Regions from separate parts of the Mus musculus genome. Here regions 2, 3, 4, 5 and 6 are each linked to region 1. Evidence: chromatin loops called from intact Hi-C (ENCODE). Cell type or tissue: left cerebral cortex. All regions are shown on one strand.

The links. Peaks named below come from ENCODE experiments on the same cell type or tissue, not always from the same donor. Only the 100,000 strongest peaks of a DNase experiment are listed, where the experiment ranks them.
Region 2: a loop joins it to region 1, with 6 times the contacts of the local background. A loop is called at or near these places in 34 of 42 quality-filtered maps.
Region 3: a loop joins it to region 1, with 2.6 times the contacts of the local background. A loop is called at or near these places in 16 of 42 quality-filtered maps.
Region 4: it touches region 1 in a loop (6-fold over the local background); 35 of 42 quality-filtered maps call a loop at or near these places.
Region 5: a loop joins it to region 1, with 1.8 times the contacts of the local background. A loop is called at or near these places in 9 of 42 quality-filtered maps.
Region 6: it touches region 1 in a loop (2.4-fold over the local background); 16 of 42 quality-filtered maps call a loop at or near these places.

Annotation. Positions count from the first base shown.
Region 1 is chr1:132,044,488-132,049,487 of GRCm38, forward strand. Mfsd4a (major facilitator superfamily domain containing 4A) reads right to left here. Exons shown (of 10, transcript NM_001114662.1): 7 at 1,819-1,966. Among named protein-coding and RNA genes, the nearest start is that of Mfsd4a, 21 kb to the right of the region's middle. In left cerebral cortex, CTCF peaks have their summits at 1,063 (motif pointing left) and 2,101; a DNase peak (open chromatin) is centred at 2,084; H3K27ac peaks cover 291 bases.
Region 2 is chr1:131,981,067-131,986,066 of GRCm38, forward strand. It overlaps Slc45a3 (solute carrier family 45, member 3), which reads left to right. Exons shown (of 5, transcript NM_001177628.2): 5 at 225-1,906. The coding sequence ends at 662. Among named protein-coding and RNA genes, the nearest start is that of Slc45a3, 21 kb to the left of the region's middle. In left cerebral cortex, CTCF peaks have their summits at 772 and 2,001 (motif pointing right); DNase peaks (open chromatin) are centred at 772 and 2,013.
Region 3 is chr1:132,107,627-132,112,626 of GRCm38, forward strand. No RefSeq gene overlaps it. Among named protein-coding and RNA genes, the nearest start is that of Gm37120, 7.5 kb to the left of the region's middle. In left cerebral cortex, CTCF peaks have their summits at 934 (motif pointing left) and 2,001 (motif pointing left); no DNase peak of the experiment used is centred here.
Region 4 is chr1:131,992,409-131,997,408 of GRCm38, forward strand. No RefSeq gene overlaps it. Among named protein-coding and RNA genes, the nearest start is that of Elk4, 13 kb to the right of the region's middle. In left cerebral cortex, a CTCF peak has its summit at 2,832 (motif pointing right); DNase peaks (open chromatin) are centred at 305 and 2,852.
Region 5 is chr1:131,935,296-131,940,295 of GRCm38, forward strand. Nucks1 (nuclear casein kinase and cyclin-dependent kinase substrate 1) reads left to right here. Exons shown (of 7, transcript NM_175294.3): 7 at 1-1,026. Among named protein-coding and RNA genes, the nearest start is that of Slc45a3, 25 kb to the right of the region's middle. In left cerebral cortex, CTCF peaks have their summits at 1,094, 1,369 and 2,598 (motif pointing right); a DNase peak (open chromatin) is centred at 2,606.
Region 6 is chr1:132,114,631-132,119,630 of GRCm38, forward strand. Cdk18 (cyclin-dependent kinase 18) reads right to left here. Exons shown (of 16, transcript NM_008795.2): 6 at 4,470-4,584; 7 at 4,220-4,314; 8 at 3,891-3,953; 9 at 3,120-3,243; 10 at 2,852-2,972; 11 at 2,254-2,351; 12 at 1,966-2,071; 13 at 1,817-1,859; 14 at 1,232-1,322; 15 at 835-912; 16 at 1-340. The coding sequence ends at 306. Among named protein-coding and RNA genes, the nearest start is that of Gm37120, 15 kb to the left of the region's middle. In left cerebral cortex, a CTCF peak has its summit at 2,220 (motif pointing left); a DNase peak (open chromatin) is centred at 2,209.

The sequences.
Region 1 (5,000 bases):
TAACCACATGGTAGCTCACAGCCATCTGTGATAGGATCTGATGCTCTCTTCTGGTGTGTTTGAAGAGAGCTACAGTGTATTCATATACATAAAATAAATAAATTTTCATTAAAAAAAAGAAAACCAAGCTTCAATGAGAAGAAATTATGTCATTTGGGGTCATAGGCCTGCAAATGTGGAGGTATGCTTGTGCTTATGATGACCTCAGAGCCTACATACTCTTTGTCCCTTTCTGGGAGTGTATTGGAGAGGACATATCCTAGGTACAGAAGCTGTGAGATGGGTCATATAGCAGGGACAGGCCTAGTCAGTGGAGAACAAAGAAGAGGACACCCTTTTCCATGGAGATCAGAGATACTTCCTGGAAGGGCATGGGGTGGGGGTGGGGGTGGGGGTGGTGGAGTAGTTGGAGGCAGTCCAGAACAAGTGTGGCTCTGGCCCAAAGCATGGTGGCTCAGAGTAACTTCTGTGTCATCAAGGAACTCCGAGGAGTTGTGTGGCTAGACTGCAGCTCTGAGAGGCTCTAGAGAAAAGGAGCTCCCTACTGGTGCAGAAGCCAGCTGGGCTTCAGAGGACCCTCTGCAGCAGCTTGGAGAGTGACCTTGTGACGTCCTCACACCTAGATCCCATCAGAACAGGCCACCTCTCCACTCAGAGGAGCCTGGGCCCAGGGTGTGGTATGGAACCACAGGGGGTCATAAATGCTCAGTGGGTCAGACAAGACTGAAGGGAAACAAGTCCAGACCTATGAAAGCACAGGAAGGGACTGGATATTGGACAGTCCAGCACTGTTAAATATGCCAAGCAAGTAAATGATGAGAAAGGAAGGTTGACTGTAGCCCCAGACCATGGGGAGTGACAGGAAGATGGAGCTGAGTGATCATCCAGCAGACTTGCCATACTAGCACATCAGCTCTTCTCTCAAGACTGACATGGGGGGTGGGGGGGGGGGGAAGGCTGGAGAGATGGTTCAGCGGTTAAGAGCACCGAAGGCTCTTCCAGAGGTCTTGAGTCCAACTCCCAGCAACCACATGGTGGCTCACAACCATCTGCAATAGGATCCGATGCCCTCTATTGGTGTGTCTGAAAACAGCTACAGTGCACTTACATACATAAAATAAATAAATCTTAAAAAACAAAACAAAACAAACAACCCTGACATGAGAACCCTGTTTCTCACTTAGTTGACTCCTGAAAATCTGAGTGCCTCCGGGATGAGCTGAGGGAAGGGACCATGTCTCCTGTGTCCCCTGGGCATGTCATGTTCTCAGTAGCACACAGATGTGTTCTCAGGATGGGTGCTGACACTGGCTGATGCTTTTTCTGCCCTCACTTCCGTCATGGCCAGGGCTGCTCCAGAATCATAGGCTAAACGAATTTTCCCTGGTTTGAGATGCAGCTCAGCTGTGTGTTGAACCCACTCAGGGGATCCAGGAGCCAGAAACTTGAAGACGCTTGGTACTTTGACTTATTGACCACACGAATTGTTTTTCTTCTAAGTTACAGACCAGATACCATGACAGCCAACATTAGTTAGTTGTAGATCCATAAACAGTACCGCAACATCATGAAGAAAGAAGGAAATGGATAAGGAAGCCACAAGGCTTCCCAGAGGCCTGCGAGGACACATGTAGGACACATAGCCATGGACAGGGCATCCATGACCAAACATGGCTGTCCCCAACCATGCCAGGAGGTGTTTTGATTTTCCTGGTAAAGAGAAAGCCCAGACCTGGAACACTCCAGCAAGCTGGGGGCAGGAGAGGAAGTGTCTACCCGCGGCAGGAAGCATGCTCTTGTGTTTCCTCTGACACTTACCTTTATACTGGAGGATGTCCTCGGTGTAGGCCAGCATACTGGGGAAGGTGCTACTGAGAAACAGCCCCAGGCTTGCGGTCCCCACAAACAGGAAGATGACATTGTAGGAGAAGATAAGCAGCATCAGGAAGGTCACCACCACTCCCACCTGTCACGGCAGAGGCAGAGGCAATTAGAGAGGGCACAAGGCTCCGGGCATCTCAGAGAAAGGGACGCTCACTCGGGCAGGGGCATCCTTGCTGGCCCGGGAGAACGGTGTGGTCCATGCGCCACCGTGTGGTCTCACTGATACCTGCACGGTTCCTAGTTTGGGATCTAGGAGGTCTAGGGAGTTGAGCCTCCCAGCACCTATCTATGTGCAGCTGCACCCTCCCACCCCAACACCCAGTAAACCCTGGGGGAATGACCGAGGGTCCCCAACGACTTCTCTGAATCCAGGTCATCAACATTCCCTCTCCCGATGATGGAGATGGGCAGTCTAACACCCCACTCTTCGGTTCTCTTCCTCTGACACCCAAGTTCTAGTGTCCAGAGTGAGAAAGCCATGAGCCAGCAGGATGGGTGGTGGACCTTGGTTTCCTACTCCCTGGGAATTCAACACAAGCACCCAGGAGGATCAGTGGCTATGGCAACCAGCTTGGGGCTCCTTAGATTTGACTTAAATCCCACTGGAAAAACCCTAGGAGAAGGTTGTGGTCCATGCGCTGGAGCTAACAAATCACCAGCTCAGATCGCCTGCTCAGATCTCTGTGGCCTAGCAAGGTCCCTACCTCACAGGCAGAATTTTGCTTAAACAACCCAGTTTTTAAGCTCTTTTTAAAAAATGTTTTTTTAATGTAAGCATTGAATGATTTTCACATAAACCACAGCTGGGAAGAAACCAGAGCTGTACAAGGCTTAGAGTCTGCAGCTCCTACTGCAGGTCTTAACTGCATGCCTCCCAGCCATGGAGCCCTGAAGTCGATGTCTCCATGAACTCTACATTCTTATCTTTACACCAGTAGTTACTGTGAGGTCTCAAACCAGGCACAAATCTCTGAGGTGCTTATTTCACATATCAAATTGAACTGACCACCAGGTTCTCCCAGCATCCCTCAGTCCCTGCCTGTCATAGAGTAAAATGGCTGGCATACCCTACTCTCTACCCTAAACTTCTCCAGCTCAGGGGCTGGGGTGGCCTCCCCAGCTGCTCTTCCTATATAATCCATACATTTTAGTTACATGGTCTCTTTTTGGTCTACCCTTTACTCTCCTGCCCTCTTGGTCTGGCTCTCCTCTCTTCTCTCCCCCAACCCCTCACATGGCTCAGGGTCATGTTCATTCTGGACTCTCACAGATGTCCCTGCCTCTGGCTATGTTCTCCCTTTTATCTACAATAAACCTTTCCTCTACCATACCTAGGAATAGTGCCTGCCCACCTTCCTTTCCCTTTTCCTTTTCCTTTCCCTTTCCCTTTCTCTTTCCCTTTTCCTTCCTTCCTTCCTTCCTTCCTTCCTTCCTTCCTTCCTTCCTCCCTCCCTCCCTCCCTTTCTCCCTCCCTCCCTCCCATCCCTCCCTTCCTTCCTTCCTTCCTTCCTTCCTTCCTTCCTTCCTTCCTTCCTTCCTTCCTTCCTTTTTCATTCAGTTAGCAAGAGGATGTCAAGGCTGATGGTGAAATGATACAAGAGACTTCAAAACTATTGCATTTCCAACAAATGGTATATTACTCTAGCATTCTCCAAAGGCTGGGAGACAAACCCAAGGCTTGGTGCATGTTTGGTAAGTACTCCACCACAGAGCTACAGCCAGCACTCTGTGTTCTATAGAAACCTCATGCTCTATACTAAGTCCTAGCTTGGTAGGGAAAATGTTCCTGGGTTTGGGCTGTGCATGTAGGTCAGATTTAGAACACTTACCCTGGGCACCCAAGGCCCTGGGTTTGATCCCCAGAGCTACAAAACAGAAAACATTCCAGGTAAATATCTGCATATCTGTTTCTAGGAAAATATGTACACAGACCTAAACATCACAATTAGTCCAGGAACCCACAAGGACTGGGTAGGCTGAAAGAAAGGGACCTTCAGAGAGTCACAGGTCTTGGGGGATTTTGCTCACACTGGAAGAGGGAGTCTAGTGACTCCAGCACAAGAACCTCAGTAGCTCTGCCTCAAGATCTCTCAGAAGGGATGCATTCTAGAATCACCCCCAGACTCACCCTTCCTGCCCTAGGACGGTCACCAAGAAATGGTGGCTGAAGATGAACACACCCCTTCTCCCTGGAGAGGTAACTTGAACGATGTCTTTTATAATAAAAATACAAGGCAGTGGGCCATGACGGTGCACACCTGTAATCCTGGGGCTTAGGCGTCTGAGGCAGGAGGCCTAGGAATAGAAGCCTGAGCTGTATAGTAAGATCTTACCTCAAACAAAACCAGGAAAGCAGGGGCTGGAGAATAACTCAGTGACAGAGCACTGGCTGCTCTTTCAGAGGACGTGGGTTTGAGTCCCAGTACCTACATGATGGCTCACAGTCATCTATAACTCCAGTATCAGGAGGTTTGATGCCCTCTTCTGGCCTCTGTGGGCACCAGGCATGCAAGAGGCGCACAGACAAACATGCAAGCAAAACACCCATACACGACGCCCTGGAATCCACAAAAAAGTGGAAGGAGGACAAACAAACCTTCAACATTGTTCTCTTGCCTCCACACATATACCATGGTCCATATGTGCCCCCTAACGTCTCTCACTCACACACATACACACACAAATGTAATAAATAATAATAATAATAATAATAATAATAATAATAATAGCAGCAGAAGTCACAGATATAACTGTGGTTCCAAATACAACATATTTTTTATTTGGCAAAGATGAACCTACAGCTCTATTTATTCTTTCTTTCTCTTTGAAGCATGGCCAGAATTCTATCCTAGGTTTTCTGTCTACATCCCCATTCACTATAGTCACAAGATTCACTTGTCTTCATGCTAGGGATGCTTATTGTCCTTAAAACCATGATGTTGGTCCAGAACTCCAGACAGGCATGTGAAGCTGTTCTGCAGATGCAGTGTCTCTTGGACCACTGACAGTGTGATCCACACTGAACTTGGAGTTTTCTCTACGTGTCTTTCTCTGCCCATTAACAAGCTGTACATCCCATTCCTCCCTTCTCTGCTGCCCACCAGTTGTGTTCAGAA
Region 2 (5,000 bases), 63 kb before region 1:
CCCCAACCATGTTAAGGGGGTGGGGGGTGGGGGTGGAGAGTCTGCTTGGAATCCACACCAAGTAGCACCTCCTTAGGTTTTGGATTTTTTTCCCCCCCCTGAAAGCCAGTTGCCTGGTTTCCTATAGCCCCTGATTAGAGGCAGTGAGGGCCTGTTGTCATATACGGGAATCCCCGCACCTGAATACACACCTGTCTTTGTTTCCTTTTTATCCCCACCCTCAGGTGTTCCTGCCCAAATACCGAGGGGACGCTGGAGGTAGCAGCGGTGAGGACAGCCAGACAACCAGCTTCTTGCCAGGCCCTAAGCCAGGAGCTCTCTTCCCCAATGGACACGTGGGCTCTGGCAGCAGCGGCATCCTGGCCCCTCCACCTGCACTCTGTGGGGCCTCTGCCTGCGATGTCTCCATGCGAGTGGTGGTGGGTGAGCCACCTGAGGCCAGGGTTGTTACGGGACGGGGCATTTGCCTGGACCTGGCCATTCTGGACAGTGCCTTTCTGCTGTCCCAGGTGGCTCCGTCCCTGTTCATGGGCTCCATTGTCCAGCTGAGCCACTCTGTCACTGCCTATATGGTATCAGCTGCAGGCTTGGGTCTGGTCGCCATTTACTTTGCTACACAGGTAGTGTTTGACAAGAACGACTTGGCCAAATACTCAGTGTAGAATTGTGTAAGGCATCAAAGAGAGGGTCTGCCTCATGGGTTCTCAGCCCTTAGAGGGCTGCAGAGCTGGCCTCTCCAGGTCTTTGTCGCCTAAGTGGCTCTCTGCTGCCACCCTAAGGCAGTGAGGTGTATTGTTGCACAGATAGGAGCCAGAGCTTTCGGGGCTCTGGCTTCAGAGTCTGGCTGGCCTACTGGCAGCCTCTCGCATGGAAGTCATTCTGAAGTTCTGCAGGGATTGAAATGTGGTCTGTTCAGGTGTCCTGTATCAAGGCTCCAGGTTAACAGCTAACCTCCTGCTTAAGTCACCAGAGGGAGGATTTGGGGGACCTGAACAAACTTCCCTCCAAGTCCCTTGACCAGATTCTGCCACTGTTGCTCTTGCATGGGAGTTTCTTGTAGGATGCTCTCCTCCACAGGGTTTGGCAGGGTGGAAGTTGGAAGGAGGAACCCTAGCAGGCAAGATGAAACCCCGTGATCTACAGCACTGCCTTTCTGCTGAGTCTCCCACCCCCCACTTGTTTCAGGAAATGGCTCAGCTTGTTGGCCACAGAGACACAGGCCTTTAAATATTTAATTTATTATTTATTTAACAAATGAGAAGAAAATTCATTCCCAGCCTTTTTATGTTGTGCCTAGGAGTTGAGTAGGGTGGGATTCCCCAAAACTGGGTCCCCTAAAATAGCTGGTCACTGTGTTAGATATTGCCAGACTCCTCTTCTGGGGTGATAGATATGGTCCCCCAAACTGCTCAGCCCAGTACCTCGGGCAATCTCTTCATCCTAATTGAGAGCCATAAGATGTTCCTGCTCAAGGATTGGGACCCAAGGTCTCCACAGCATACCAAATCCCAATTCTCTCTTGACCCAGTTTGGTTCCCTGATTGCCCACTTCTCCCTATGGGAAAGGACTGTGAAGAGATTGCCCTTCCAAGTCTGTCCCCTGGCTCCAGGACCTCTCTATGGGGCTTTCTGAATCCTAAGCACAAATGTGGTTCCTTAGGCTTCTGCCCATCTCAGCCTCTGGGGCATATCTGTCACAGCCTGGGGAATCTCACACAAACTCAGGAGTACTCCCCGCCAGAGCCAGTGAGCTCATCACGTCGAGGGGGATTTCAGTGCTGATTGCAATAATGTTATCTATGTCTTATTTATTTAGCAGAGTAAATATTTTATACCGTATGTGATAAATCAGAGTATAATGTTTATGGTGATGAAATTAAAAGCTTCGTATATGTTTACTTGATATGTGTTTGTCTTTTCTGTATGAGGAGGAGGCCATTCTAAAATCAGCCTCACTCTGTTCCTGGGGGACTCTTAGCTTTGGCAGCGTCAGTTCCCATGTGTGGCCAGCAGGTGGAGCCATGGGCCAGGTACAGGCATAGGGACTGAAGGTAGAGACAGGAAGAGTCTTAAGTGCAACACTGTGCAGTTTTCTGCTTCTCCAGGGGTCACTGAAGATGGAGCGTTCACAGTGAGGACAGTTGGCGTGTGGAGGCAGGATTTCAGTAGTTGCCATGGCAACGTTCTTTCACATCATACCCTCACCTGGTCCAGCTCAGTCCTTCCTGCCTTGCCCTCTCTCTGAGCTCTCCAACCCAGACATTCCTGCCCCTGACATTCTAGAGTGGTCAGCACAGTTAATACCCACACGAGGGCTCGTTTTACTTTTGAAAAGGTTTCTATGGGACTGGAGAAGATGGCTCAATGGTCAGTGCGTACTATTCTTGCAGAGGACCCAAGCTCAGCTCCCAGCACCTGTACCAGGCGGCTCAAAACTGCCTGTAACTCCAGTCCCAAGTGATCTGATGACCCTCAGACTTCATCATACAGACATACACATAAATGACAATAAAATATTACAAAACAAAGTCCTCTGTATTATCTAACTTTATTGTGAAAATTGTCAAACAGTATGTGTGGTATAACCAGACCCCGGCTTCGCAACTCAAAAATCGGTTCCTTTCCAGGGGTTAGTTCTTAAAATTCTCTGCTATGCCATTTTATTTCACTTGTAAAACTTTGGTATGTAGCTCCAAGAGAAGTATTCTGGGTGGGGAGATTGCTCAGTGGCTAAGAGCATTTGCTGCTCTTCCAGAAAACCGGAGTTCTGTGCCCAGCATTCACAAGTTCTTGTCATTCCAACTCTAGGGGGCTGAACACCCTCTTTCTGCCTCTGCACACACACACACACACACACACACGCACACACACACACTCAAACACCACAGTTTAAAAGAAGACTGTTTAATTACTTGCCTGTATGCCATGTTATCTAATGGAGCATAGGGTAATTAATTATTCAGGTCATGTACAGCTAGCTGCCAAAGGAGAGTGAGTGTCAGTGCTGCTTGGTGTGGTGGTTTGAATAAGAGTGGCCCCTCTAGGCTCATATACTCAAATGCTTGGTCATCATGGAATGGCACTACTTGGAAAGAGTAGGAGGTGTGTGTGGCCTTGTTGGAGGAAGTGTGTCACTGGGGGTGGGGGTGAGGAGGGCTTTGGGGTCTCCAAAGCTCAAGCCAAGTCCAGTGTTGTTCTCTTCCTGCTGCCTACAGATCCAGATGTAGAACTCTCAGTTCCTCCTCCATCATTATGTCTGCCTGCATGCTGCCATGCTTCCTGCCATGATGATAATGGACTAAACCTCTGAAGCTGTAAGCCAGCCCCAATTAAATGTTTTCCTTTATAAGAGTTGTTATGGTCATGGAGTCTCTTCACAGCAATAAACACTGATAGTTGGTTTAAAACAGGCCCTAGTTTATATACATTACCTCTAGTTGCTTTGCTAAATTGTTTCCTGCATTCCTGGGTGTCTGTCCCCCTTTTTATTATTTTTAGCCTGCCATTTAAGAGTCCTGGGATTTTTCTGAAGTGTTGCCCACACTCCATATTGGCCTGGCTGTTTCCTCAGGTCTGCTTAAGATGGTCCTCTTTTTTCTTTTTGTGGTGCTGGGAATTGAACCCAGGGCCTTGGGTATTCTGGTGAGTGCTCTATCACTGTGCTATGCCCCCAGCCTTAAGGTACTCCTCCCGCACCCCCATAGGCTGCCAATAAGATAGAGGCTTGGCTAGACTCAGGGTTTATTTTGGTAAGACTGTATCACAGGTGGTCCTTTCTGTAAGCATCCTTCATAGGTATAAAATGTCTTCCTGCCCTATGTTTTGTTTTTCTGGTGTGTGTGTGTGTGTGTTTAGAGTTTCCCACCAACCTTCCATCTAAGCCACTGGAGATTATTGCCAAGGTCTCCTCCCCTCCCCTCCCCTCCCCTCCCTTTCCTTTCCCTTTTCTTTTTTTTTTTTTTTTTTTTTTAAAGATTTATTTATTACATGTGAGTACACTGTAGCTGTCTTCAGACACACCAGAAGAGGGCATCAGATCTCTTTACGGATGGTTGTGAGCCACCATGTGGTTGCTGGGATTTGAACTCTGGACCTTTGGAAGAGCAGTCGGGTGCTCTTACCCACTGAGCCATCTCACCAGCCCCCACCTTTCCCTTTTCTTTCTTTCTAAGATTTGTTTGTTTTATGTATATGAGTACACTGTCTCTATCCTCAGACACCCCAAAGAGGTTTTCAGGTTTCATTACAGATGGTTGTGAGCCACCATGTGGTTGCTGGGAGTTGAACTCAGGTCCTCTGGAAGAGCAGTCAGTGCTCTTAACCACTGAGCCATCTCTCCAACTTCAAGGGTCTCGTTTCTTCAGATGTGAAATTACACCCTTCAACCTCTCTCAGTGTCTGTCTCTATTTTTCACTCTTATATTTTGTCCCCCCCCCCTTCTCTCTATAGCCCTGACTGGCCAGGATCGTGCTCCATAAACCAGCTCAAAGATCCATCTGCCGCTGCCTCCTTAGTGCTGGGATTGAAGGGGTGTGCTACCACTGCCTGGCATATCTCTAAAAGAGAGAATCTTTTTTTTTTTTTTAACTTGTTTATTTATTATATGTAAGTACACTGTAGTTGTCTTCAGACACCCCAGAAGAGAGTGTCAGATCTCATTACAGATGGTTGTGAGCCACCATGTGGTTGCTGGGATTTGAACTCAGGACCTTTGGAAGAGCAGTCAGTGCTCTTAACCGCTGAGCCATCTCACCAGCCCAAGAATCTTTTTGAAAACTCACTTAAGGTCTGGAGAAATGGCCCAGAGGTTAGGCAAGCACCCTTGCTGCTCTTGTAGAGGACTGATGCTCTGCTCCCAGGATGCACACAAGGTGGCTAACGGCCACCTGTAACTCCAGTTTCCTATTTCTGGCTTCTGTGGGCACTGCATGGGAACATACAGAAAAGCAGACATACATATATACGTATATAAAAACAATTTTAAAAAACATCACATAGA
Region 3 (5,000 bases), 63 kb after region 1:
GGAGCCCCAAGTCCCAGACACAAACCCATAGAATGAGAGTTTATTGTTTGGGTCTTTCTTTGTTCTGATCATTCCTTGATTTTCCCTGGGTCTTCTCTTTTGGAATAGGAATATTAATTCTGTGCCATCATGTATTAGAAGTATGTAACTGCAGGGTCTGGCATAGACTTGGTAGGGGTAGTATAACATGGCTCCCAACCCTGGGACAGGGCATGGGCCTCCACGAGCGTCGATGGCTGCTGTGGGTATAAGGCTTGCTGTGGGCATAAGGCTTGCTTGTATAATAGTGTACATATTTTACATTCTTCCTTCAAGGAATGTCCTCCCTGTTAACGTTAAGGACTCCATGATAATCAGAGACAGCATGAGTGTGGATAATGTTTTAGCAAAATGGTAAACACTGAGACCTTTAGGACAGCCCTTAAGGCTGTGGAAAAGAGCTCTAAAAACATGAGTTCAAAAATATATAATTTCTTAACTATGTAAAACATAAGGCTGTAATATAAATTGTATGAGGAGTTTCATGGAGCTAAAGGAACAGAGGCAGCTGCACTGTGAACCATGTTGTCAGAAAGATACCGAGGAAGGAGATAAAGAGATTTAGGGAGTGATGGTCCCAGGAGATCCCACCTAGCTAAGTTTTTTATGCTTACAAAGGCAGGCAGATTCTTGAGTTCAAGGTTGACCCGGGACAGAGCAAGGGTAGGCACAGGCAAGGTAGAAATGGTAATTTCAGGGCAGGGTCCCACTCAGCCAGTTTATCCTCTGTGCTTAACTGAGGCAGGCAGAGCTCTGAATTCTTTTGCAATGTTTAAAAAAAAAAAAAAGTGGGTTGGAGAGATGGCTCAGTGGTTAAGAGCACCGACTGATCTTTGAACAAAGTTCTTGAGTTCAAATCCCAACAACCACATGGTGGCTTACAACCATCTGTAATGAGATCTGACGCCCTCTTCTGGTGCATCTGAAGACAGATACAGTGTACTAATAAATAAATCTTAAAAAAAAATGCTTGCTGTCTCCTAAGAATGAAGGGGCTGGGTCATGGGATGCTGATTCATAGGATGATCAAAAAGGGGACCTGGAGTAAATGACTGGATTGATATGTAAAATAAAGGACTGGGGTTATGGTCTGCAAAAGATGAGTTATCCAGAACATTTATTTATTTATTTTTTAGAATAGCAAGAGAGAATTGCTTGCAGAACTGTCTCAAGAAGAAAACAGAGAGGGAGAGCCATCTGGAGACCACCAGAGAGAACGCAGATCAGAGAAAAAGCGGCCTGGAAAGCTGTCTGGAGCAGAACATAGACCTCCAGCTCAGACCCATGATTTGTTTCTGCTGCTCCCAGACATCCCTTTTCTCAGAACCCCTCTCTAAGCTGAGCCTGGTCCCTGGCATGAAACTTTTATTTTATAAGAACTCATATATAAGAGATTGCTTGGGTCTCAGTGAAGTTTGAACTTTTAAAAGGAGAGACGACTCATAGGTTAGGAACACTGACTGCTCTTCCAGAGGTCCTAAGTTTAATTTCCAGCAACCACATGGTGGCCCAAGACCATCTATAAAGAAACCTGTCAGATGCAGATATTTACACCCAACCAATGGACAGAAGCTGGTGACCCCTGTGGTTGAATTAGGGAAAGGCTGGAAGAAGCTGAGGAGGGGGGCGACCCTGTAGGAAGACCAGCAGTCTCAATTAACCTGTACCCCCTAGATCTCTCAGACACTGGACCACCAACCAGGCAGCAAACACCAACTGATATGAGGCCCCCAACACATATACAGTAGAGGACTGCCTTGTCTGGGTTCAGTCAGAGAAGATGCACCTAACTCTCAAGAGACTGGAGGCCCCAGGGAGTGGGGAGGTCTAGTCGGGTGGGGAGGAGGTATGGGATGTGGAACCAGAGGGTGAACCAGGAAGGGGATTTAAAAAAAAAAAAAGGTTGAATAAAAATTTTTTTAAAAGAAAGAAATATGATGCCCTCTTCTGGCATTTAAGTGTACATGCAGATAGGGCACATATATTTAAAAAATGTTAAAATTATTAAAGACTAGGGTCTTTTGAAGTTGGATTAAGTGGTGGGGGAGACGTTATATTATAAAATGGTCCTGAGATTATGGAAGGTTATGACATAAGTGATGTGTCTGAGTGCCAACTTGACAAAGGGCAGGCTTGTGGTGGTATGGTGAGCCTGGCATGACCTGGGAGACAAACCTCCAGGCACACCTGCAATGCCTGCTTAGCCTCTGGGCCGGCCTGAGAGTGACTGATGGGTTAACTAATTAAGGAGGGGGGAGCCATCCTAAAAGTGGGTGCTGAACCGGATAAGAAAGCGAGTTTGGGAGGGGTGCAAGCACTCATCAAGCTCTGCTTCCTGCTTGGGGATGTGACATGACCAGTCACCTCAACCTCCCACCACCTCGGTTTTCCTGCTGTGAGGGACTGTACCTCTGTGAGCTGTTGCTGTGTCTCCCCTGAGTTACTTCTGTCAGGATATTTTATTATAGCGACAGGAAAAGGAGCTAAAACAGGGTGTGCGATGCCACAGAGTGGCAGGGGAAGAAGGCCAAAGAGAAGGCAAGAACAGATCTAATATGGAGGGAAGTGGCCAGTGGTGTCACATCTCATCACTGTACCAGTGCACCCTGGCCTGTCTGTCTGATGAGGAAAGTTGGCGCACTCATCTAGAGCTAGCCAGCGAGGAGCACCAGCAATGTCACCAGCTACTGTCATAACAGGTGGAGCAGGAGCAGGTCCTGCTGCCCCTTTAGGCTGGTGAGGGGTGGTAGGGTTGGGAAGAGAAGGGAGGGATGGATGGAGCCACTTGTTGGAGCAGGGGACAGTGGCCTTCTGGCACTGTTGGGCTTGTTCGGCTCCAGCCTCTGTGTCATGCGCAGTTTCAGGCCCATGGTCTTCAGGACTTCTGCTGGAATATTCTACTCCTGGCTTCCATCCAGCTCTCCCCTTACCTACCTACTTACCCTGACTCTATCAGAGACCTCTGACCAAACCAGCATGCCCACCCCTGCCTTCACATCTCCTGGTGCAGCCTTAGCTCATCTTCTTGAACTTCTGGCCCTGTGTTCAGCTGGGCAAAGCTCATTTGTTTCCCTTCTAGCTTTCTGCAGTATAGAGAGCCAAGCACACAGTACCTGACAAAAATCTGTTTGAAGAAGGCCACCTTGACCTGAAGGCCTGAGCTTTCAGAAGCAAGAAGGAGTGTCTTGTACCTGACCTGTCCTGGCTCCCTGCACAGGGCCAGGCACAAAGGCTGTGACCAATGTCTAAGTTGATGATTTGGTCTATACAGAGGGGTTCAGAGGGGGGGTTCTGGAGTCCCAAATTGGAAGCAAGTGTCCAAACAAAGGTGAAGAAAAATGGACCACAAGCAGCCAAACTGCTCTGAGGGAGGGAGAAAGGAGTTTGTCAGGCATCAGCTCTGACCCCAGCTCCATACTTCAGGGCAAAGTATAGAAGGCCCTGCACCTTCCAGAACCTTCCCGGGGCTGTGGCCGTGGAGATATGAAGGGTGTCTGAGTCTGTGAGGAGCCATCAGGTCCAAGGAACTTCTAGCTTTGAAGGCTGACAGGGCCTGGGGATGGATTCTGTAGGAGAAGCCTACCATACCTGAAAGAGTGGGACAGGGAGCGCCAACCAACCCCTAGGTACCTGGAAGCGTGGGCCCTGCTCTGCAGCAATCAACAAACAGGGCCTTCTGGTCAGTAGCTGTAAGTGGACATGGAGGAAGGTCAGATGGGGCCCTGGGCACTCCTGACCCAGCACCAAGGACAGTAAATGTTATGCCAGAGGGGACAATGGCTCACCAGGGACTCCAGCAGAAAGGCTTCTGTTTAGGAGAGTGGCACACTATCAGGAAATGACTTCTGGGTACCCAGGAAACAGGGCTCCAGGGCTCAGGCAGGGGTTTTGGCTCAGCTTGGTCCCTAGGGCACTAGCAGAGGCTCCTGCAGCTCATCAGCCCTGGCAGCTCATAGCTGGTTGCTCAGCCCTGCCTCACTCCCACATCCAGCTCTCCTCTCCAGAGCCATCATGTCTCCTGGGTCCAGGCAAGTCCAGAGTAAGCCTGTCCTTCAGGGTCTAAACCCCTGCCCCACCCACCCCCTGCAGGCCACCGGCATTCTAAGTGGAGTGGTGACCCAGGCACCTCTCCCTGTATCCCTACAACCAAGGTCAAAGCACAAGGACAGCAGCACGGCAAGGTTCTGAAGATGCAGCAGCGTCCGCACATAGTGGGCCCGCAGTCTAATAATAAATGTTGGCCTTCACAGTGCTCCCGCAGGAAGCTTCAAACTACTCTGTGCTCCCTTCCTGCTTCCCTGGTCTCGCTGCTGACATGTTCCCTTCCCTCTACCCTCTCCTCCCTAATGGCCAAGGAGGGCTGGGCTGCACACAGACCCACGGCTCTGGAATTCTGGGAAGGTTTTTTGTCGTTGTTGATTTGTTTTTTTCCTGGTGCTAAGAATGGAACTTGGGGCTCACAGAACTCAGGGACTTGTAGATGGTAGGCAAGGCCTATGCCACCAAGCCATGTCCCCAGGTCTTAACAGACATGGGATTCTAATTTGTTATGTGACCAGTCACTTCAGCCCTTGGGGATGCCAGTGTTTATACATGAGATCGGGGAGAAAGAGGTTGTGGTGGAGATTTGATGCGATGGGTACAGACCTTGCAGGTAGGCAGAGGGCAAGGGGCAGGGGGCACTGGGCAGAGGGGAGGGGGCAAGGGGCAGGGGGCAGGGGCAGAGGGCAGAGGGGAGGCACTTAGTGTCCAGGCTGCATGCAGTCATCTTCTCATTGGATCCCAGCCTGTGCGTTTCCTTTCCCTTATAGAAATCACTAGTTGTTGCCTGAGAGGCTCCACACTTTGATGCTTTGATGAGGAAATGCTATGAGGCCAAGGACCAAGCCCTGGCTCACTCCAGCTTCCACTGCTTTGTCGAGGAAGCAGGAGCGCCCTCAAGTACCAGGGTCACAGAACAG
Region 4 (5,000 bases), 52 kb before region 1:
TGGAAGAGCAGTCAGTGCTCTTAACCACTGAGCCATCTCTCCAGCCTGAGTCAAGAACTTTTAAGAGATGTTACAATACTCTTCTCCCTCCCCTCACTCCTCTTTAGCCTTTTGGTCTGCAACCAAGGCTGTGGCACACAGACACTGTTACAGAATGAGTGACAATGTGTACCAGCGGCCCAGGGCTAGCCGCGTGCATAGATGATATCTAGGTCAGCCTGAGATGCCGTGTGGGCACCAGGAAGACTTCCTAGAGGAAGTAATGCTAAAACAGAGTGGACGCCCAAGCCAGAACCAGCCATCTGCTCCCTACCAAGCTCTTCCAATGAGAAGCCTGCATCTCGGTCACTGCTGTGTGATCCACATCCAGCTCCTAGCTCAGTGTTACTCCTACTATGTGCACTCTTGGCTGAAAGCACCATTGAACAAACACAGTGGCCGGGTGAAATGCTGAGCAAGAAGGCTACCTCAGCCTGCTGCTCCTATCAGCTGCCCAGACTGAAGCTGAGGCTGCCTTGGCCTTTGCCTGACACATAGTTTATTGTGTGTTTTCCTGACCTTTAGCCTGAGTTCAGTAATACAACAGCTGCCCTGTTTACAATGGATGTGTCCTAAAACCCCAGTGCATTCCTGAAACTGCAGGTAGTACTAAACCAGTCCAGTATAATAAACACTCTTTTCCCAGATGATTAATATCTGAAGTTTAGTTCCTAAGTTAGGCACAGTGACATTAACAAAAGTAACTAATAAAATAGAGCAATCTGTAGCTACATCCATAATAAAAGTTGTGTGGATGTGGTCTCAGCTCCCACAGGCAGGTAGCATATACCTTGTGGAAACATTGGATAGAGGGTGAGTTAGGTGAGATGGGGCAGGATAACAAGACATCTTCGCACTCATCAGAAAAGCAGGCTTATGAATCACCAGCTGTTAGACTATTCCATTCACATTTTTGAATTGTGGGTGACTGTGGGTAACAAACCACAGAAGCGAAACCAGGGGGAAGGGGAAATTATCGGGCCATGGGAGTCAGAAGTGGTTTCACATTTTTGAAAAAGAACTTGTGGCTTTTGTTTTTCTATACTAGAGAAAGAACTGATTATTTTAGACATATGTACAAATTATACGGATAATATTTTTCTGAAACTGCCTTGCATTTTTAATATAAAAAATTTCAAAGTTGTGAAGAGTAGCAGAAATAAATCATGGGATATGAACAGGGGTTGGGATACGTCAGCCAGATACCAGAGACGGCCTTGACTTTGTACCCAGAGTCCTGGGAACTTAGCCATCTGGCAGCCCTCTTGTTCACAACCAGGATTGGGCCTCATAAGTGATCATCACCTGCCTCTAAGACTATTATGGTGAGCTGGGGGCAACTAGGTGTGTAAGAGCACATGCTCTCTAAGCGTGATGTCCTGAGTGTGCGTCCCAGGCATGAAAAGCCAGGCATGACTGCACATGCCTGTAACCCCAGCACGAGGGCTACAAGGACTCACTAGCCTGCCAGCCTAATCCAACCGGTAAGCGTCAGGCGTGAGAGACCCTAGAGAGCCACAGAGGAAAGACAACTGATGTTCTCCTTAGGCCTCTATCACACAGGGCAGTGATACCCACACCCAAAGACTCACATGCCTGCATCATATACACACCAACATGCACATGCATGCAAGCGTGAGCGTGCGTGCACACACACAAAAGAATATGATGATTCATTTTATGTGTTTGAATGAAATACCCAGATATTTAGTCAAAAAGTATTCTCTGTTTCCAAGAGGGTATTTTGGACGAGACTAAGATTTATCCAAGCTAAGTAGAGCAGATTTGCCTTCATAATGTGAGTCTCAGCCAATCAGGTAAAGGCACGAATGGAGCCCAAAGGCCGAGCCTTCCACTGAATACAAAGGGATTCCCCCTGACTCACAGCCTTAAGCTGCTCATTGACGTCTTGCATCTTATGCCTTGGGACATCACTGGGACTACACCACTGCTCTCCCGAGGCTCCGGCATTGGGAAAAAAATGCAGATTCAAGGACTTGGCAGCCTCCCTAATTTTGTGATCTGTTTTCTGAATGTATGTATACTTGTGTCCATGTGTATGTGTTTGTGTGTACCTATGTACATGAAACATGTATGGACAGATGTCAACACAGTCCTGTCTTCCTCTATCATCTATTTCTTTCCATCTTAATTTTTTTTTTAAGATTTATTTATTTATTATATGTAAGTACACTGTAGTTGTCTTCAGATACACCAGAAGAGGGCATCAGATCTCATTACGGGTGGTTGTGAGCCACCATGTGGTTGCTGGGATTTGAACTTCGGACCTTCGGAAGAGCAGTCGGGTGCCCTTACCCACTGAGCCATCTCACCAGCCCCTCCATCTTCATTTTTGAGTAAGCATCTCTCCTGGAATGTGGAACTCATTGATTTGGCTGCTGAGCTCCAGGGATGTGCCTGTTGCGACCCAGACCCTGCTCTCCTGTGCTGGGTTTAAAGACATACACTGCGGCATACTAATTGAATACACTGCAAGGCATCTGAACTCAGGTCTTCATGCTAGCATGGCAAACAGTTCAACAACCAAGCCATCTTCCCAGCTCCCTAATGGTCCAGTTCCTTCCATCTTCCCCCCATCACAGGCCTCTGTGTAGCCCTGGCTGTCCTGAAACTTGCTCTGTAGATCAGGCTAGCCTCAAATTCAGAGACCTGCCTCCCTCTAACTCCTGAGTGCTGGGATTAAAGGCACGTAACACTACTGCCCAGCTAAAATTTAGTTATTTTTTATTTTATGTGTGTTTTGCCTGCATGTATATACGTGTACTACATGTATGCAGTGCACATGAGGGCCAGAAGAGGGCACCAGATCCATTCGAACTGAAGTTACAATTGATTGTGGGACAACTAAACCTGGGTTTCTTGAAAGCAGCAAAGGCACTTAACCCCTGAGCCACCCCACCCCACCCCATCCCAACCCCACCGGCCCCCAATTCTTATTGTAAATTTTCTTCCTCCTTCTAGCTCTTTCTTTTTGGTGTTTTGAAACATTGTTTCACTGTGTAGCTACTGTGGCTGGAAATGGCAACAGTCCTCTTTCCTTACCTCTTCGGTGCTGTGGGTTAACAGAACGTGCTACCACAACCAGCATATAGGAGATCTCTACCACAAACACACACACACACACACACACACACACACACACACACACACACCTTCCCTACTAGTTCTGTTTCTCTGAGAACACCGATTATGTGGCTGTGTAGGAGGTATAGGACTTGGGTAGTACATAGGGAACCACTCCCTGACCTGACTAACACCAAGTAAGCTGGACCTCATAGATGCTAAAGCTGGAATCGAATCTCACCTCAATTACAGACGCTCTGGAGCAGTCTTATTTCTTACCTTCCTTGGAGGTCAAGACAGTAACTGCAGGGCTGCCGGGACTGCTCAGCAGTTAAGAGTGCTTGTCAGCTATGGAGACGACTTGAGTTCAGTTCCCAGCACCCATGTCAGGGGTCTCACAACTACCTGCAACTCCACCTCCAGGATAGCTGACATCCTTGTCTGGCCTCCTCAGGTCAGAAGATGCACACACATCCGCATTCCTGGGACAGTCATGGGATGGTAATAGGCTGGCATTGCTTTTTTACAGAAATGTAAACAACTGGTTGAAGTGTTTTCCCCTTCGAATTTTTGATTTTCAGTTCTGAGCACTGAACTTCAAACCTCACACATGCCACACAAATTTTCTCCCACAGAGCCACACCTCCAGCCATAAAGAGCCATTTCAGTGAGCTCATAATTTGGGGGTACCACAGGCTAGACTCATTTTCTCAGCCAGGGATCTGCAGTGGCTTTCAGAAGGTGCATGGGTAAACTCCATGGTGCTCCCTTGAAAAAGAAGGAAGGAGGCTCCTGAGATAGTGGGAGCTGGGCTAGGGAGAAGCAGAGTAAACTATTGCCTCCTCTTTTTCTCTTCAGGCACTAGTCTATATTTCTGCTGTTCCTGGGACATTAAACTGTACACATCTCAGGGAGTGAATGGTTGTACATGGCTCAGGGCTTCATTCTGAAACTAGAGTTCCTACATTAGCATCTGCCTCCTCTTAAAAATAACTTTGTGGGGGGTGGGGGGGCTGGAATAACAGCTCAGCAGCTAGAAGGACTGGCTGCTCTTCCAGAGGACCTCCCTTCAGTCCCCAGCACCCACATGGCAGCCCACAACTGTCTGTAACTCCAGTTTCAGCAGATCTGACACCCTCACCCTGATGCATGTAAAATAAATCTAAATGTATTTAAAAAAATAACATGTTGGAAGGTGGGGACAGCTTAGCTGGTAGAGTTTGTAGGACTAGGAGGCTGCCGCTGCTGTTTATCAGTTGTGCCTGCTTTTGTTGTTTCTGTTTGCTTTTAATTTAGGCAGAAACCAGGTGCGATGGCACACCAGAAGCAGAGGCAGGTGATGTCTGGGAGTTTATGGCCAGCCCTGGTCTTCATAGCAAGTTCCAGGCCAGCCAAGGCAACACAGTGATACTGTTTAAAAACAAATTACGGGGGCTGGAGAGATGGCTCAGCAGTTAAGAGCACTGACTGCTCTTCCAAAGGTCCTGAGTTCAAATCCCAGCAACCACATGGTGGCTCACAACCATCCGTAATGAGATCTGACACCCTCTTCGGGAGTGTCTGAGGACAGCTACAGTGTATTTACATATAATAAATAAATAAATAAAAACAAATTACACTGAATTAGCTGAACCTGGGAGCTCACATCTGTAGTCTTAACCGCTAAGGAGCTAATACAGGAAGTTCCCAAGTTCAAGGCCAAAAAGGGAGATTTAGTGAGAGTGGAGACAGATTAGGGAGGGATATAGCTCAGTGGTGGAGCACTATTGCTCGTGCTTAAGGCCCCATGTTCAAGTTCTGTACTAAAAAAATTTGGCCGTACGAGTGAGTGCATTGTTGGAGTGTGGCTTGGGGGATTCAGCCTTCAAAGGGAATCT
Region 5 (5,000 bases), 110 kb before region 1:
ATGGAGGGTTGGGGAGTATAGTACTCAGTTATGCCCTAAAAATAACATGTATAAAACCCTGAAGTGTGATGTGGGTATGTGTGAGTGCGTGTTTGTAAATGTCTGGCATTTAAACCTTTGTCTTCTGGAAGTTAGTGAATTCTTTCCCTTTTCCTCTGGAAGTATTTGTTACAAGATTTGTAAATAAGAGCTCTACATAGTCTGTGTACCGTGAACATATTACAGCAAACCTTCCATGCTTCATTCCTCTGCAAGGCATAAGACTGCCAGGTTGCTCAGCTCCCGTGATCAGTTTGCCTTCATTCATCTTTTAGACTTAATTTGACAGTTCTAAAAACTCCTAGTCTTCCTCAATTTTAGTCTTTAATCTTTCATGTTCTGAGCAGAAAGGGTCAGAAAGTTAGCCTGTCTTCGGCCATGGCTGAGAGCCTGGCATCCTTTTCTTCATACAGTAGTGTGGCTTGATACATGGCTAGACAACAGAGTGTTGGGCATTCTTGCAATACCTTAGCAGTGCTGAAATTTGCAGCATGGTACTAAGGAAGCTAAAGTTTGAATGTAACCACTTTATTTAAAGGGTTTTTTCTTTAATTTAAATGATACCGAGTTGAAGTGAACATGATTTTGTTGACCATGTTCATGAATTATAGATGCAACATGCATTGGTAGGCTCATGTGATGGTCTGATGTGATACTTCATTTCATCCATTTACATAATCCTGGTCTGTACGCATTTGCATAAACAACAACAAACTCCTGCCTTGCTCTGATTGAAGGATTTCCAGGACTGCTGTCTGCTCCTGAACTTTGTTTTAAGTATGCGTATCCTTTGCTTGTATTTTGTATTAAGAAATAAGGAAAAGAACCCCTTATTGTTGAGCATGTTGGTATTGTCCCCTTTATTTTTTTTCTCTTGGGGACATTATGAAGCAAGTTATTCTTTTTCTGTATCTTTTTCTTTTCTTTTGTAAACCTTTTGGTTTGTTTTGTTTAAAAATGGCTTTATAAAAGGGCTTTTGTAACCCAGATGTGTGCTTCGTGTGCTTCTTGGGATATTGAGAGCAAATACACTGACCATTGTGCAGCAGTTACCTTAGCCCATCACTCTCTGACTCCCCCTGTGCTGAAAAAGGAACACAGCAGAAGTCAGTGCCTAGAAACAATCAAGGGACAATAGGTTGACAACGGTTTGTTTGTTTGTTTGTTTTTAATATATATATTATTATTTGTGTGTGGGTTTTGGGGGGTTTTTTTGAGACAGGGCTTTTCTGTGTAGTCCTGGCAGTCCTAGAACTCACTCTGTAGACCAGGCTGGCCTCAAACTCAGAAATCAGTCTGCCTCCAAAGTGCTGGGATTAAAGCCATGTGCCACCACCACCCAGCTTTTTTTTTTTTTTTTAATTTATTTATTATATGTAAGTACACTGTAGCTGTCTTCAGATACTCCAGAAGAGGGCATCAGGTCTCATTATGGTTGTGAGCCACAATGTGGTTGCTGGGATTTGAACTAGGGACCTTCGGAAGAGCAGTCAGTGCTCTTAACCACTGAGCCATCTCTCCAGCCCCCATGACTAAGTTTTTGATTGGTGAAGAGGGATTGGATATGTGATCTCTCATCTGCAGTTTTTCTCATCTGCAAAGTTGTAAAGTGAGAAGGGCAATTGAAGTATACAACCAGGTGTATAAGGAAAGTTAGTGTGTTTATGTTTACAGGACACAGATTGTCAAGTACTGGAGCCACACTAACCATCTTGTAACAGACATAGTACCAGACCAGCTACTGAAGCCAGAATCAACTTTATGAAGGAAAAGTACGCTTCCCAGGAGTAAAGAACCATAGTCCTTTCTGTGGTGTGTTATTGCTTAGATTGGGGACATGGCATATGATGCCTCCTTGGAAATGAACTGAGACTAGCTATTTGGGTACCCCCTCCCCAGTATTTTCTCTTACTTGCCAAAATAGCCAAATATTTGCTGTAACACTGTAATTGTATCTTCTGTGGAGATTATATAAGGTTTTTTGTTTGCTTGCTTGTTTTGTTTTAAGTCAGGATCTCTATGTAGGCCCTGTTGTCCTGGAAGTCACTATGTACACCAGGCTGGCCTTGAACTCACAAAGACCCACCTGCTTCTCCTCCTTCCTGAGTACTTGGATTCAAAGGTATGTACCACCATGCCTCTCAAACTTTGTATTCTGCTGTTGGTTTTTCTTTTTGTTTTGTTTTCTTTTTTTCAAGACAGGGTTTCTCTGTGTAGCCCTGGCTATTCTGGAACTCTCAAACTTGCAGGCTGGCCTTAATGCTGCCTCCTGAGTGCTGGGATGAAAGGTGTGCACCATCACACCCAGCAAACTTTGTATTCTTCATGGAGTTGTATGCACCAGGTTAAAGTTGGTTTCTGTAGAATTTTTTTTTCAAGATCTACCTATTGTACTTTATGTGTATGAATGTTTGCCTGCGTGTATGTCTGTACCATATTCATGCCTGGTGCCTACTGAGGTCAGAAGAGGGCAAGTTCCTGGACATGCAGTGCTACACAATAGACTGTCTCTTAAGAAACAATCAGCTTGATGTCACAACAGTCATCCTCTGCCAACAGAGGGCAGTGTTTGCCAACACTGAGCAAGCGGTGTGCCTGCTTTCTGGATCATTTTTCAGATGCTTTGCCGTCACGCCTGGCTCATCTCAATAACCATCTTTAAACATAATCAGAAATCGAAGGTGTTCAAATAATTTGAGGCTTTGTCTATAGGGGCCATATGGGTGTCCTACCTCTGGAAATTTTCAAACTTTCCTACCTCCCCCCACACCCAATCTCCCTACAGTGCTATGAATTAAACCCAAGGCCTTACACACATTAGCAAAAGCTCCACCTTTAACTGCATCCTCAGCCTGCCCTTTGCTGTTCTTTGGCATCTCCATATACCGCAGGACACTTGAACCAGTCCAAAAAATTATATTGCAGATTTAATGAAGTGGCAGGATATGTCTATAGATAGTTACTAAGGACAAGGCCTAATGACACTTGCCTTTAACACCAGGACTTGGGAGGCAGAGGCAAGTGGATTTCTTTATGTTTAAGACCAACCCAGTTTACATACAAGTCCCTGGACATCCAGAGCTACATAATAGCCCTTGTCTCAAATAAGATATGTATTAAGAACAATCAGCTTGACTTTATAGCAGTTGCCCTCGGCCAATAGAGGGTAGTGTTTGCCAGCCATGCCTGCTCCCCATTTTCCCATGCTGTGTCTTATCAATCCCCCCCCCCCCCCCCCCCCGTCAGCACAGCCTGTCACCTCTGCTTTACAGTCTGTGATTGGTGGGTCCACTGGAACGCGCAGCAGTCACCATCTGGGTTTTAAATGGGGAGTCAGATCTGATTCTTACACATGTTCTCTTGTACTGTTCCCCTCTTAGGATTTTGAAGCTTTGCAAACAGCATCCTAAAATGAATGTGTGCATTGAGGTTTCAAAATTCAGTGGTAACTCTTGTTTTGAAACAGGTGTTAACTTTTGCAGTTGTCCTCCATGCTGAAGGTTTCAGTCCTGACAAGTATTCACACATTAAATACAGAGCCTTGTTCTTCAGACTGTGGAGTGGTTGGCCACTCCTTGATCTTGATGGCATGTTTCTCTTTCCCTCCATTCTCTCAGCCCAGTGGACAGCTACCAACTTTAACATGCTCTGGCTGGACCACTGCCAGGAGAAATCTGTACTCTGGGGTGTGCTCCCTGTTTCGATAGTGAAGTCCTGGACAAATATTGTGGAATGCAAGCTGTGCTAATTCTGGGGACAGGGAGCCAGAGGGTGTAGCCAGAGTTTCCAGCTTAGTAAAGCAAATAGTTACTTAAGCATGATAACAAAATGTTGGAAATGATGGTTGGTCTTGACTTAGTGCTGCTCTAAGCAGGCATACAGTGATGGTTATTAAATCTAAGGAACAGCAAGGAAATGTGTGTACATGTGTGATTGATAATGTTTTAGCTGTTAAGATTTGTGTGTGTGGGTGTGTGTGTATATTCACATATATATGTCCTTTCTGTTTAAATGTATAAGACAGCTCTTTGAGAGCTGGAGAAAGGGCTCAATGGTTTAAAACACTTGTTGCTCTTATAAAGGACCCAAGTTTAGTTCCCAGCACCCCTGTCAGCTCTGTCAGTTGGTTCAACTGCCTGTTTGTAACTCTTGCTCCAAGGGATCCCATGCCTTTGGGCTTTGGAGGCATCTATTCATGTGTTCTCTCTCTCTCTCTCTCTCTCTCTCTCTCTCACACACACACACACACACACACACACATGTACGCACACACAAAGTTTTTTTTTTATTTTTTAAAGAAAGACACCTCTTTGGCCGAGGTAGAATGTTATGTATATTTCTAGTTGTATTTTCCCCCCATCTTGGACAGGAATAGGTAGTGTGTATGTGTTCCTTTCGACATAAGACTAGAGCAGGTGAGTGAAGTCATTGGTCTAACAAAAATGATGGTTAAAGTTTTAGGATTACAAAACTGCCAGTTTAGCCGGGTGTGGTGGCGCACGCCTTTAATCCTAGCACTCAGGAAGCAGAGGCAGTCAGATTTCTGAGTTCGAAGCCAGCCCGGTCTACAAAGTGAGTTCCAGGACAGCCAGGGCTACACAGAGAAACCCTGTCTCAAAAAAAAAAAAAACAAAAAAAACAAAACAAAAAAAAAAAAAAAACAAAACTGCCAGTTTGTAATCCTAAAGGACTAGATATGTAGTGAGAGATGATTCTTACCCACACAGAGCCAAATGTGTTTAGTGAAACAACTAACCAAAAGTAGGTTTTGAAACACTGGGCTTGCCAGGCAGTGGTGGCGCACGCCTTTAATCCCAGCACTTGGGAGGCAGAGGCAGGAGGATTTCTGAGCTTGAGGCCAGCCTGGTCTACAGAGTGAGTTCCAGGACAGCCAGGGCTACACAGAGAAACCCTGTCTCCAAAAAACAAAAAAAGAAAAGAAACACTGGTCTTTACTAAAT
Region 6 (5,000 bases), 70 kb after region 1:
TGCACTTCCATTGGGAAAGGGTCCCAAGGACCTCCGTGACCTCACTTCCCCTCGGGAAGTGACCTCACGCCCCATCCCACAGTGGGTGACAAGGGGAATGGTATCCGGGTAGAGGCCACCACAGAGCTGTGTGGCAAGCAAGGGAAGGAAGCAAATGCTACCAACAGGGCTGCCGAGTGGCCCTCCAGGCTGGCCACAGGCATTCATTGTTCAGCCCTCTGATGGCCACACAGGCCCCATATACTTCCTGAGTTCATGTTCCGTGTGGCCTCTCATCCCTCAAGGTGCAGCAGGGTGGGCATGGTTCAGAAGATGCTCTGCCGCCGGCTCTTCCCTCGCCCTGGAGACAATGGAGGAATGGGGAAGGGATTGAAGGGACACCTATCCTTCACGTGCTCTGATCCAGTGAGCTCAGGTCGCATCTCTGTGGCTTGTGAGCTTCCTGGAAGTGTGACTTACCCTCTAGGGGTCTCAGGTTCAATGCAGTGGAGAACATGTGTGGTGACAACCCCACAGGGTGTTTTAAAGGCTACACGAGACAATGCATTGGAAGCGTTGTGCTAGGGACAAAGTCTGGACCGGCCAGGAGCTCAGGGTCTTCACGGAGAGCACACCAGAGTCAGGGCCTGCCCTTGCCAGGACTACTGTGAAAGGCTGTGTTCCATCTGGGTGGGACTGGGTGAGGGAGGAACCTCCCTATGTGTTGACTTCCCATCCCAAGGGCAGACTCTAGGCTGCCCTCATGTCTTCCTCAAAGAAGAGTCTCCACCGGGGAAAGGTGGTCTACTTGGCTGCCTCTAGGAAAGGATATGGGGTGGGGGCATGTGGCCCTACCTGGGTGCTGGAAGGCCAGGCCACGATAGCCTGGGTCCTTTTGGAGCTGGATCTCCTTCAGGGAGAAGATGGAGGCAGCTAGGCAAGAGAAGAGGGCGGGAGAGGCTTGGGTGGAACCACATTCCCACACTTAGCATCCCCACAGAGCCCAGGCACTCTCCAGTCAAGACCAGCCTGGAAGATCTACCATCTCAGGTGGGATCCACCCCCTTAGCTCCAAATGGGAACTGAAGGGGGAAGACATGTGCCCAAGACACTCAGCTGGACCCAAGGCTCCAGGCTCTGTTATAGCTCCCACTCATGCTGGCTGCCCCCATCCCTGCTTCTGGCTGGTCCCTTCTCCCACCCATGCTGGCTGCCCCCATCCCTGCTTCTGGCTGGTCCCTTGGACACTTACTGTCATGGAGCTGATGAACTCGGTCTCCGAGAGACTGGAAGTAGGGGTGATTGAGGGCTGCCTCTGCTGACATGCGACTCTTGGATTCATACTGAAAGGCACAGGGTAGGTAGGCTCTTGGGCCCTGGTGGAGAACCTTCTAGAAAATGGGACTCCTGTGCTAAGGTAGAAGGCTGAGGAGGAAGAAGCTCCTGTCTAACCCAAACCATGCAGTCTCAGGCCTTATGATACCACGGTTTAGACACCAGAGCTTCCCAGGAATGTGACTGCATCTTGGGATGAACATACATGAAAGGTCATGGCTATCACCCTCCAAGTATCAACTCTATTTGTATATGGCACCACTAACTGCCCTTTATCCTGTGCTTGCTCCCAGGTAGGCACTGCACCATCCCCAGCATCTTCTAAAGGATGAACTGATATTCGATAGGAAGTTGAGAAAACTGAGCCTTTTGTCCCCTGGAAATGCCCAACTAGGCCTTGGGTACCAAACACAGAACCTAGTGCTTTGGAGTCACAGGCGGTGTCTGAACTACATGGCTTTCATTCGTTATCGCTCCCAGGGTAGGATGGGAGGAAACTCACCAGGAGGAGGCTGCTCAGGAGGTTGATGCCTTCAGTATCCAACCTGCAAGGAGGAGGTGCTGGCACAGGCACAGCCAGGGGCAGGCTGGGGACCCGAGCCTCTGGGAGGGAGATCACAGTGGGGAGCAAGGGGCCTGGCAAGGGACTACCTGGGGGCGTGGCTGAGCAGTGGCTGTGGTAGGTATCGGGGGAAGTTGTAGGCTCGAAACTCAGAGATGGACGTCACACCCGGCCACGACTCTTCTGTAGGTGTCCCTAGAGACGTGGGACCGGGTAAGAAGTATAAGTGAAGGGCCGAGGCCGATATGGAGAGGGAGCAACATTGAAGAAGAAAGCAGAGTAGTCAAAGCTAGCAGGCCCCCCACCTCGGTGCTTCTGGGTAGACAGAGTTCTAGCGCCCCCTGGTGACGAGGTGGAGCGTACAGAAAGAAACTAACCTAGGAGACGGAAGATGAGGTGCAACTCCTCCTTGACAGTAGAGCCCGGGAAGAGGGGCTTGCCGGTGGCCATCTCATAGAGGATGCAGCCCACGCCCCTGCGGAAGTAAGGGCAACACTGAGGCCAGGAAGAGCAGGCACGCCTCCTAAGGCTGCTATGTGAGGGGTCCAATGGGGCTTGAAAGGCTTGTAAAACCAACCCCCACTACGGACCCCCTTTGTGAGGCCTGCGTCCCCTTAACTGCTAGGCAGGAAAAGATTCAATACTCTCAGTCTCCGAGGAGCCCTGGGCTCGGCCAGACACCTGTGCTGACTTTAAAGTTGAGTTGGTTTTCATTTTACACCAAATCGTACATTTTAACAATAAAATAGTATGTCCCCTTCCAAGATGTTCCAGGGGAGGCCTCATCCATCTACCCTCTGGTAATTCCCACCTCCACCCCCCTGGGAACCACCTCAGAATTATAGCGTTAGAGGCTCTATAAGCTTGGAGAACCTGATATATTTCAGACTTCATTTGCTAACAGCAGCACATCAGGGAGACGTGAAGCCTAAGGGTACGGATGGCCTGGTTCACTCCTGTCTGCAGCTCACTCACCACATGTCAATGGGGGTGGAGTACTCTGTGGATCCCAGCAGCACATCTGGGGGCCTGTACCAGAGGGTCACCACCTCATTGGAATAGGTCTTTGTAGGCACTGATTTGGCCCGGGCCAGGCCTAGGAACAGACATGTTACTAGACCTCCGCTAAAGGGTCCTAAAGGGTCCTATACTCAGACATCCCCCAGCATTCCTGCACACTGAAGAGGCCGTGTAACCCAGGGGTCAGACCCTCCTGCCAACCTGACCCTGGCATCAGCCTCACCAAAGTCGGCCAGCTTCAGCTCGCCCCTCTCATTGATGAGTAGGTTCTGGGGCTTCAGGTCCCGGTGCAGGATCTTGCGGTGGTGGCAGTAGGCCAGACCCCGGAGCAGCTGGAACATGAATATCTGGCCGAGAGAGCAAGAATGAGCAGCTTAGTGGGACTAGGTCCCACGTGGGAGACCCTACGCCTCTGTCTCAGGCTGGAGAGGAACGGGGACCAGAACAAGTCTCTAGGAAGGCTCCCCAATTCTGTCGCCCACCCTGAAGGCCCACCCTGTAGGCCACCCGAGGACCTGTAGACACCAGAGAATCGCATATGGGGGCAGAGTTCAGGGATGGAGAGGAGGCCGTGAGTGAGAAGAGGCTGGAGCAGTCCCTAAGACGTGAGGTGGGAGAGCAGAGTAAGGGTCCCATAGGTGGGGATGTATGTGCTTGGTCTTTAGGTACCAGAACTGGCCACACACACACACACACACACACACACACACACACACACACACACAGCTTCTCAGAAGCCTCTCTTCCCTCTGGCAGGTAAACTCAGGCTTGGTATTCAGTTAGAGAGGGCTCTGTATCCACAGCTAGACAGAAGAGGATGGTAAGTCTGTGTTCTTGGCTGGGGTGCTCAGATGGCCTCTACACTGACCCTTTCCTCTTCCCTGCATTTGAGGCTCCCGAGTGACCTCAGCAGTCGGTGACAAAGGAAGCGTCCTAAACTGGGTTCTATGGCAGATGGCTGTCATGGGAAGGTCTCTGCAGGCAGGCCCCTCACCTTGACATTGTGCATGTTCATGAGGTTCCCACAGTGGTCTAGGTACTGTTTCAGGTCACTGTCCTGGAACAGACAGACAGGTTCAGGCCTGTCCTCTGCCTGGCTGGTGGTCCAGGCTCAGGCTGAAAGGAAGCCCTGTCCTGTCTGGGCCCATGCCTGCTGGTGGCACAGTACCCTGGCCCTGAATCCTTGGCCCACTTCCGCATGAGAACTTAATTGGCAAACAAAGGCTTGGGTCCTTCCCTCAGCCCATCCCTCCCACTCCCTCACTCTCTCTCCTCCCCACCCCACTTCACCCACCCTCAGGGGTGAGCCCCAGTCCAGCTCACCAGGTACTCAAACACCAGGGTGAGGGACCGATCTGTGTGAATGAGGTCATGCAGGGTCACAATATTGGCGTGTTTCAGGTCCTTCAGCAGAGACACTGGGGAGACAGGACCACTTGGGTCCCCAGGCCCACCAGTACCTCCCACTATCCCTTCCTGGGGCCAGCAATGGCCCTCCACCCAGGCTCCCACCAGGTGCAGGCTGCTGAGCCCCTTGTCCCAGAGGCCTGGGGTGCAGACCCGGACATTGTACCCTCTCGAATAGCAGTGCAGGGCGCCCCTTCCTCATGCTCCAGCCGGATCTCCTTCAGGGCCACGAGGTTCTCTGTCAGCTTGCTGCGTCCCTTGAAGACGGTGGCATAGGTACCCTGCGACAGGGGAATCCCTGGTCAGCCCCAGATCATCCTGCTCACACTCTCCCTCCCAGCCCCACCTCTTACATCCTAGCTTGGGCTAGGATTCAAGCAAGCTGGGTGCCCTCTGTTCAGATTCTGTTTGCTCCAAAGTCTGCTTTCTCTTAAAGTGTCCCTATCGAGTCCCCGGCTGGAACGGACTGCGTTTGTCCCTCTGTTCCCATGTTGCGGCCTCTCTCTTAGCATAACTCTGCCTTGCTCTTAGATTATGGTGATGTAGCCACTTTTCTGTCTCATAAACCTATACCCCCTCCAGGCCACCAACCCTGACACAGGACACCAAAGCAGTTTAATAACAGTGTCCTTGCTGTGTGCCAGGCACTAAGAACCGTACATAAGCTTCTCCTGGTACCCTTCCATACCCCCAACAG